2 separate regions of the Homo sapiens genome follow, and region 2 is linked to region 1. The links are chromatin contacts, found by Hi-C or POLR2A ChIA-PET in ENCODE. All regions are on one chromosome and are shown on one strand. Each heading gives the region's core, a stretch centred on a gene start or an enhancer-like site at or near the end of the contact. The rest is flanking DNA. Distances are from core to core; before and after follow the strand shown. Region 1 overlaps KANSL1 (KAT8 regulatory NSL complex subunit 1). Region 2 holds the start of LRRC37A (leucine rich repeat containing 37A).

Region 1 (4,288 bases), core at 1,706-4,205:
ACCTAGGTTCCACGTTTCCAAAAAAGTTCCATGAAGATTCAGGAAAAAACAAAAAGGGAGGAAAACTCATTTTATTAAATTTACATCATATCCTTCTTCCCAGGGTTCAAAATTAAATAAAACCAAAAGAAGAAAACCAGAAAGACAAAAGCACTTTTGTCCAAGGTGGCAAAACACAAGAGCAATTTAACTGCCATTATGAACCAACTTATACTAAAATAGTATTTCCTGGAATGTGTATAAATTAAAAAACAAAACAAAATGTTCATGGTTACTTTTACTTTCAGGGTTGGGAACTGAATCCCACAAACAGCAGCTAAACCTCAAAAAAATTGTAATTCCCTAATTATTTCCAGATTAAAACACTTCTCTTGAACACATGTTTCTGCTGTTCTTTGGGGTGAGTGTAGGGCACAGCTGGAGTACAGTATAACACAGAAACAGCAAGTGCACTAAGAGCATCAAATCCTTCCCCCCAAAATTGTTTATCTCTTCCAGACTCCTATTCACACTTATTCCCCTGACTTAATTTTAATTCTGCCTCTTGGCCCTCTTACCTTGTCCCTTTCTACCCTACTCACTTATTCTCTATTCATCCTCATTCTCTGAAATGATAGTCAAAATAATACTTCATGCTAAAGCATTTTCTTAAATATTTCCAGATATTCCAACTTGTTATGATCTCCCACTTCTTTAAACCAGAAGCTATTACTACTTTTAGAGTGCATACCTATTTCTGCCCCATATTTATCACATACAACTTACGTATGATTTAGTTAGCATCCTCAAACTTAGAAAATGATTCTCGCAGCCCAGCAAAAATCCTTACTATAGCAGCCAATCAATATCTATTGAAAAATACATGTACCCCCTCGATACAATTGTCATAAAAGTTTTCAGTGTGCACTTAATTTGATAATGTCACTTCCATCTTTCTGTTTTGAAAACTGTTTCGCCGGGCGCGGTAGCTCATGCCTGTAATCCCAGCACTTTGGGAGGCCAAGGCAGGCTGATCACAAGGTCAGGAGATCGAGATCATGGTGAAACCCCGTCTCTACTAAAAAAAAATACAAAAAATTGGCCAGGCGTGGTGGCGGGCGCCTGTAGTCCCAGCTACTCAGGAGGCTGAGGCAGGAGAATGGCGTGAACCCAGGAGGTGGAGCTTGCAGTGAGCCAAAATCACGCCACTGCACTCAGGTCTGGGCGACACAGCGAGACTCTGTCTCAAAAAAAAAAAAAAAAGAAAATTGTTTCATAAGAATGACTCATCCTTCAAAGGAAAAATTCAGATGAAAAGGTGTCTGCACTATGTAGTGTGTTAAAATTTGTTCTCAAGCCTCTCCAGCTACCCTCAGGAGTGAACAGTGGCAAACTGCAGCTTAGGCTAGTGAAGTGATCTGCCCTACACCATCAAGTTAGCCAAGAATAGAAGCCACATTTCCTGACTCCTGCCTTGACTCCTGATCTCTTTCCACACATGCAAATACAAGTTCAGCATCCCAAACCCAAGATCCAAAAAGTTCCCAAAATAGGAAACTTTCTGAGTGTCAACATGACACTCAAAGGTAATGTTTATTGAAGCATTTTGGGTTTCCAGATTTGGGATGTTCAACTGGTAAGTACAGCTGACCCTCTGTATTCATGGATTCAATCAATCAAACAGCAAAAATATTTAAAAAACAATGTCTGTACTGAATATGTACAGACTTTTTCTTCTCATTATTCCCTAAGCAATACAGTGTAACAACTATTTACATAGCATTTACACTGTATTAGGTGTTATAAGTAATCTAGAGATGACAAAGCATACAGGAGGATGTGCATAGGTTATACACAAATACTATCCCATCTTATATCAGGGATTTGAGCACTGTCAGATTTGGTATCCACGGAAGTTCGTGGAACAAGTCATCCAAGAATACTGAAGGATAACTGTATAATGCAAAGATTCCAAAATCCAAAACACCTCTGGTCCCAAACATTTCACATCAGAGAGACTCCACCTGTAATGGCTTTCAGTTCTGTAAATCAACAGCACATCTAGTTGTGTGAATACATACGTGGCTAAGGTTCAAAGTACTTTAAAAGTATTAAGTCCAAGACAAAGATGAGATAGTATTCCTCACCTGATCCAAGGGTCACACCTGACAGTAAGAACTGGAGTCAAAGGATCATCACTGTAACCCATCAACATAGGTACAGTTCACAATATTAGGAGAAGTCATGAAGTAACATACATACAGGACACACATAAATTTCACCTCTAACCAGGAATCCTGTGATAGAATTCATTAAACCTATTCTCACTCAACTACCCCCAGTGGCTTATGAATCAATCCTAAAGGCATCAGACACAAGACTATTACCATTACAAATTTCTAATCTGCTAAGAAGTCTTGAGTTTTAAGGAAGAAACTAGTGCCAATTCATTAAAAAGGAAGGCAGAAAAATGGAAAACCAGAAGTCTTTCATTGCTGCTCTATCCCCATAATCTAAAACAATACCTAGGACATCACAGGAAACCAATGTCTATTTACTAATGTCTATTTACCTCTTAGCCTTTATTAAAGTGAACTCATAGTATTGACATTATTTTCTCATCCTCACAGGGCATTTGACCACATTTTGGAACCAAGTTTAAAATCTTTCATAGGCCAAAAAAAAAAAAAAAGTATATAATGACTAACATGCTTTAAATACCATGACAAATATAATTAAATACTTGCTCTCACTGAATTCAAAATTTTTAGTTCCCTCAAGGTGAAGTTACTCATTTTCCATTATTTCTCTCTAACATCAATTTCTCCACCAGATTTCCTCCACCTGTGCCACTACTCACCCATCTAAATGTGCACATGTGTACTCAAGCATTCAATGAATTGCTTATTATGTACTACTCAGCACGAAGAAGCAGAGGAAACCCAGCCTTTGGAGTGATATGAACCTGACTCTACTTCTTGTTTTAACCAATTACTAAGCCTTGTGACCTCGGGAAGTCAATCATTATGTCTAGTACTCCTGTTGCCTAACTGTAAAAATGTGAAGGATTATTACGTACATAAAAGCATAATACCAAAAATAGGCACTAACTGATTGTTAGTTTCCGTCCCTCTCCTACAACAGCACCCTGACTTTGGAAACTAACCCTCCACGAACTGAAAGCATTCTCAGAATATACTGTCCTTAAAAAAAGAGGAAGGAATGAAGGGAAAGAAAAGAAAAGAAAAAGGAGAGAGGGAAGGGAAAAGGCAAAAATTTTTAAAAATACTTTTGGTCCTGGTTTACAGGCCACCACAATAATTCAAGTAAATTAGCATAATCCAGAGAGACAAAAACTTTTTCTATTTTTTACTACACCAAAAAAGCTCATAATAAAATTTCAAAGTATTAAAAAATAAATGAAAGTAATCCCTTCCCTTCCTCCATCCCAACCCATCCCATCCCTCAGAAATAATCACTGTTAGCACTCTGGTGTGCACATATACACATACACATACATACATATATATTTTTGTTGCCAAAATTTTACTGCAGATATCTGGAAAATAAAGAGTAGCATAAAGAAGAAAAATATGTAATCTATACAACCGGAAAAAATTTTAAGCTGCAAATAAGTTTCCACAACTAAATTTACATTGTAAAACACATGATGGGGAAAAAAAGGTCTTTACAATAAATATGGTACAAGGACAACTGAATATCCACTATCCACAGGCAAAATAAAATTGGATTCCTACCTCACACCATACAGAAAACTAACTTAAAGTCGATCAAAGCCCTACTTAAATGTAAGCATTGAAACTCCTGGAAAAAAGCATAGGAGTAAATTCTTCATGAACTTGGGTTAGGCAATGATTTCTTATGCTGTGACACAAAAAGCAAAAGAAACAAAAAAAAAACATAAATTGGACTATATCAAAATTTAAAACTTCTGTAAATAATAATCAAGAAAATGAGAATACAATCCACAGAATGGAAGAAAATATCTGAAAATCATCTATTTGACAAGACACTGGTCTCCAGAATATATACAAAAAACACAATTCAACAATTTTTAAAAACCAAATAACTTTAGAAATGAGCAAAGGATCTCCAAAGAAGATATACAAATGACCAATTAAGCACCTGAAACGATTATCAGCATCATTAGCCATTAGAGAAATTAAAATCAAAACCACAATGAGATACCACTTCACATTGACTAGCATGGCTATAATTAAAAAGACAATTAGAAGCATTGGCAAGAATGTGGAGAGAATGGAACCCACAAATATCGCTCATGGTAATA
Region 2 (4,271 bases), core at 712-3,211, 160 kb after region 1:
TCTTGAACTCCTGAGCTCAAGTGATCCACCCACCTTGGCGTCCCAAAGTGCTGGGATTACAGGCATGAGCCACTGTGCCCAGGCCCCATTTTTATCTTTTACACAGTATTTTAACTATATATTTTCCATGTTTACATACACAAATACCTGCCATTCTGTGACAGTTGCCTTTAGTATTCAGTACAGTAACATACAGTACAGGTTTGTAGCCTAGGAGTCCTAAGCCATACCGTGTACCCTAGGTATGGTGGCTACACCACCTAGGTTTGTGTAAGTATACGCTATGATATTAGCACAATGGTGAAATCACCTAGTGACACATTTCTCAAGCTCCTCACGTGGCAAGCAATGCATGACTGCATATGAAAGCTCTTAAATAGAGATTGTTTCTAAATTAATCTCAAAACAGTCATTATTTACTATTTATGGAATTTTTTTTAAAAAAAGGAGCAAAAGTATCATTTCAGTGGGAACTTAACTTGGGGCTACAGTGTTTTATTTAACTTTTACCCCAAAGTTGCAAAGTGTTTTGAAATTTTTCCCTGTAAAATAATTATTTTAATTCAATTTAAATAAAACCCACCAAGGAGACTTCAAGCTTTAAGAAGTCTAGCTTCCTGTGAAATGTGAGAGGAAGTCAGCACTCATTTCAGAAATCTGATTATAACGATAGCTCCATCCCTAAATGAGGTGAATCTTGGACTCTCTTCCATTTTATTTTATTTTATTTTTTTGAGATGGAGTTTCTCTCTTGTTGCCCAGGCTGAAGTGCAATGTTGCGATCTCGGCTCACTGCAACCTCTGCCTCCCAGGTTCAAGTGATTCTCCTGCTTTGGCCTCCTGAGTAGCTGGGATTGCAGGTATGCACCACCACACCTGGCTAATTTTGTATTTTTAGTAGAGACGGAGTTTCACCATGTTGGTCAGGCTGGTCTCGAACTTCTGACCTCAGTGATCCCCCCACCTCGGCCTCCCAAAGTTCTGGGATTATGGGTGTGAGCCACCACACCCGGCCCCCCTTCAATTTTAAAGCCATCACTATGCACCCTATGTCTATGCCAAGCACTAAAATAAGATGAAGCACCTTCTTGGAGTTTACATGCTGGTAATTATGCCAGACAGTAATAAAATAGGTAAGAACGGCTGTGGGGGAAGTCAGCTGGGTTCTAGTTACAGTCGCATTTCAGGAAATGATTTAACATGCTGACTTTAACAACCTAAGCCTCTTCTCCATGTGTGCACACAGGGTAGATCTCTGAACACAGGTGACCCTAGAAGTGCTGTAACTTCTAGGGGAATGGCTGTGTTGAGTCAAGGCAGGATGACAGTTCAGCCTCCTCCCAGGCTAGTGCAAAGGGCTCTTCACTCGGATTAAAACCTTCTCTCCCAGACCGAATTGCCAACTCCCAACACCCCTCCTACAGAAAATTTGGAGTCCTCGCTTATTCCCTGGCAGCCCCTACCTAATAGGGTGGTGAATTAATTATCAAACATGCGACAGTTTAGCGAAAATGGCAACACTTTGGAATAAGTGACTGTAATGTGCATCCTGGCGCCCATTTTGCAGGTCAGTTGCTCTCCCTGGAAGGAAGAGTGTTCTCGGATTTCACCTTAAAGGAGGAAGGCTGCCAGAACTGAACTAGCACTTCTGAATATCCTGAGGCGAGGTCCGGTGACTTCCTTGGGAAGCTCTGCCGCGCCCCCACCCCACCCTACCCCACCCTACCCCACCACAGCAGGCGCTGGAGTCCTGGGACCACCAGGGTCTGAGGCCCAAATCCTTCCTCACTAAGGGGAGGAGAGGGGTGTTCCGGCAGGGCAGGATGGGAAGGCGTGCTTGGGCGGGATTGTGACATAAGAGTGCCCTGGTGACATGGAGCAGATCTGTGACATAAATAAAGGTGTCATAAAGACAGGGCGGGGCTCACGCTTAGAAGGGGCACGAGCGTCTCGGAGCTGCCAGAATGTCTTCTGCTCAGTGCCCGGCACTAGTGTGTGTCATGTCCCGGCTGCGTTTCTGGGGCCCATGGCCCCTCCTTATGTGGCAACTATTGTGGCTACTAGTCAAGGAGGCTCAGCCTCTGGAGTGGGTCAAGGACCCGCTCCAGCTCACCTCTAATCCCCTGGGGCCGCCTGAGTCCTGGTCTTCCCACTCCTCCCATTTCCCACGGGAATCTCCCCATGCGCCTACTCTCCCAGCAGACCCGTGGGACTTTGATCACCTGGGGCCCTCTGCTTCCTCAGAGATGCCAGCCCCACCCCAGGAATCGACTGAAAATTTGGTTCCATTCCTGGACACCTGGGATTCAGCTGGAGAGCAGCCCCTGGAGCCAGAGCAGTTCTTGGCTTCACAGCAGGATTTAAAGGACAAGCTGAGTCCACAGGAAAGGCTCCCTGTTTCGCCCAAGAAGCTGAAGAAAGATCCAGCTCAGCGTTGGAGCCTTGCTGAGATTATTGGAATTACACGCCAATTATCCACACCTCAGAGTCAGAAACAGACTTTGCAGAATGAATATTCCAGTACAGATACACCGTATCCCGGTAGCCTGCCTCCAGAACTCCGGGTGAAGTCAGATGAGCCTCCAGGGCCCTCTGAGCAAGTTGGACCTTCTCAATTCCATCTAGAGCCCGAAACTCAAAATCCAGAGACCCTTGAAGACATCCAGTCCTCTTCACTCCAGCAAGAAGCCCCAGCACAGCTTCCACAGCTCCTTGAGGAAGAACCTTCTTCAATGCAGCAGGAGGCCCCAGCTCTGCCTCCAGAGTCCTCTATGGAGAGTCTAACTCTACCGAATCATGAGGTGTCAGTTCAACCTCCAGGTGAGGATCAAGCTTATTATCACTTGCCCAACATTACAGTTAAACCTGCAGATGTGGAGGTTACCATAACTTCAGAGCCTACCAATGAGACAGAATCTTCCCAAGCCCAGCAGGAGACCCCAATTCAGTTTCCAGAGGAGGTGGAACCTTCTGCAACCCAACAGGAGGCCCCAATTGAGCCTCCAGTTCCTCCTATGGAGCATGAACTTTCCATCAGTGAGCAGCAGCAGCCAGTTCAGCCTTCTGAGTCTCCTAGGGAGGTCGAATCTTCTCCGACCCAGCAGGAGACCCCAGGTCAGCCTCCAGAACATCATGAAGTCACAGTTTCACCTCCAGGTCACCATCAAACTCATCATTTAGCTTCACCCAGTGTCTCTGTGAAGCCTCCAGACGTGCAGCTCACCATAGCAGCAGAGCCTAGTGCAGAGGTGGGAACTTCTCTAGTCCACCAGGAGGCTACAACTCGGCTCTCAGGGTCAGGTAATGATGTAGAACCTCCCGCCATCCAGCACGGGGGCCCACCTCTGCTTCCAGAGTCATCAGAAGAAGCTGGACCTTTAGCAGTTCAACAGGAGACTTCATTTCAATCTCCGGAACCTATTAATAATGAGAACCCCTCTCCAACCCAGCAGGAGGCTGCAGCTGAGCATCCACAGACCGCTGAGGAGGGTGAGTCTTCCCTAACCCATCAGGAGGCCCCAGCTCAGACTCCAGAGTTCCCTAATGTAGTTGTAGCTCAACCTCCAGAGCATTCACACCTGACTCAAGCCACAGTTCAACCTTTGGATCTGGGGTTTACCATCACTCCAGAATCCAAGACAGAGGTTGAACTTTCTCCAACCATGAAGGAGACCCCAACTCAGCCTCCTAAGAAAGTTGTACCCCAACTTCGAGTATATCAAGGGGTAACAAATCCAACACCAGGTCAGGATCAAGCTCAGCATCCAGTGTCACCCAGCGTTACAGTTCAACTTTTGGACCTGGGACTTACCATCACTCCAGAACCTACTACGGAGGTTGGACATTCTACACCCCCGAAGAGGACTATAGTTTCTCCAAAGCATCCTGAGGTGACACTTCCACATCCAGACCAGGTTCAGACTCAGCATTCACACCTGACTCGAGCCACAGTTCAACCTTTGGACCTGGGGTTTACCATCACTCCAAAATCCATGACAGAGGTTGAACCTTCTACAGCCCTGATGACTACAGCTCCTCCTCCAGGACACCCTGAGGTGACACTTCCACCTTCAGACAAGGGTCAGGCTCAGCATTCACACCTGACTCAAGCCACCGTTCAACCTCTGGACCTGGAGCTTACCATAACTACAAAACCTACTACAGAGGTTAAACCATCTCCAACCACGGAGGAGACCTCAACTCAGCCTCCAGACCTGGGACTTGCCATCATTCCAGAACCCACTACAGAGACTGGACATTCTACAGCCCTG

Evidence for each region. A loop is a pair of places that touch in the nucleus more often than their neighbours do. ChIA-PET counts read pairs that join two places held with the same protein, here RNA polymerase II (POLR2A). Pooled maps may share reads with other maps.
Region 2: a loop to region 1 is called in a map of heart left ventricle, with 13 times the contacts of the local background. The contact joins the promoter of LRRC37A here to the enhancer-like site in region 1. A Hi-C loop is called at or near these places in 3 of 168 maps with a recorded cell type or tissue (Calu3, GM11168 and heart left ventricle), 2 of 37 single-sample maps with no recorded cell type and 9 of 50 pooled maps. POLR2A ChIA-PET finds 5 or more read pairs at or near these places in 1 of 52 experiments (GM12878).

Annotation. Positions count from the first base shown.
Region 1 is chr17:46,136,641-46,140,928 of GRCh38, forward strand. The region is part of intron 2 of KANSL1 (KAT8 regulatory NSL complex subunit 1); the gene reads right to left. Among named protein-coding and RNA genes, the nearest start is that of KANSL1, 55 kb to the right of the region's middle. Within about 2 kb of position 2,956, at least 2 of the 41 ENCODE cell types and tissues checked have a DNase peak (open chromatin) inside an H3K27ac peak, as active enhancers do.
Region 2 is chr17:46,293,170-46,297,440 of GRCh38, forward strand. LRRC37A (leucine rich repeat containing 37A) reads left to right here and starts at 1,962. Exons shown (of 14, transcript NM_014834.4): 1 at 1,962-4,271. The coding sequence starts at 1,965. It also overlaps a transcript of ARL17B not described here.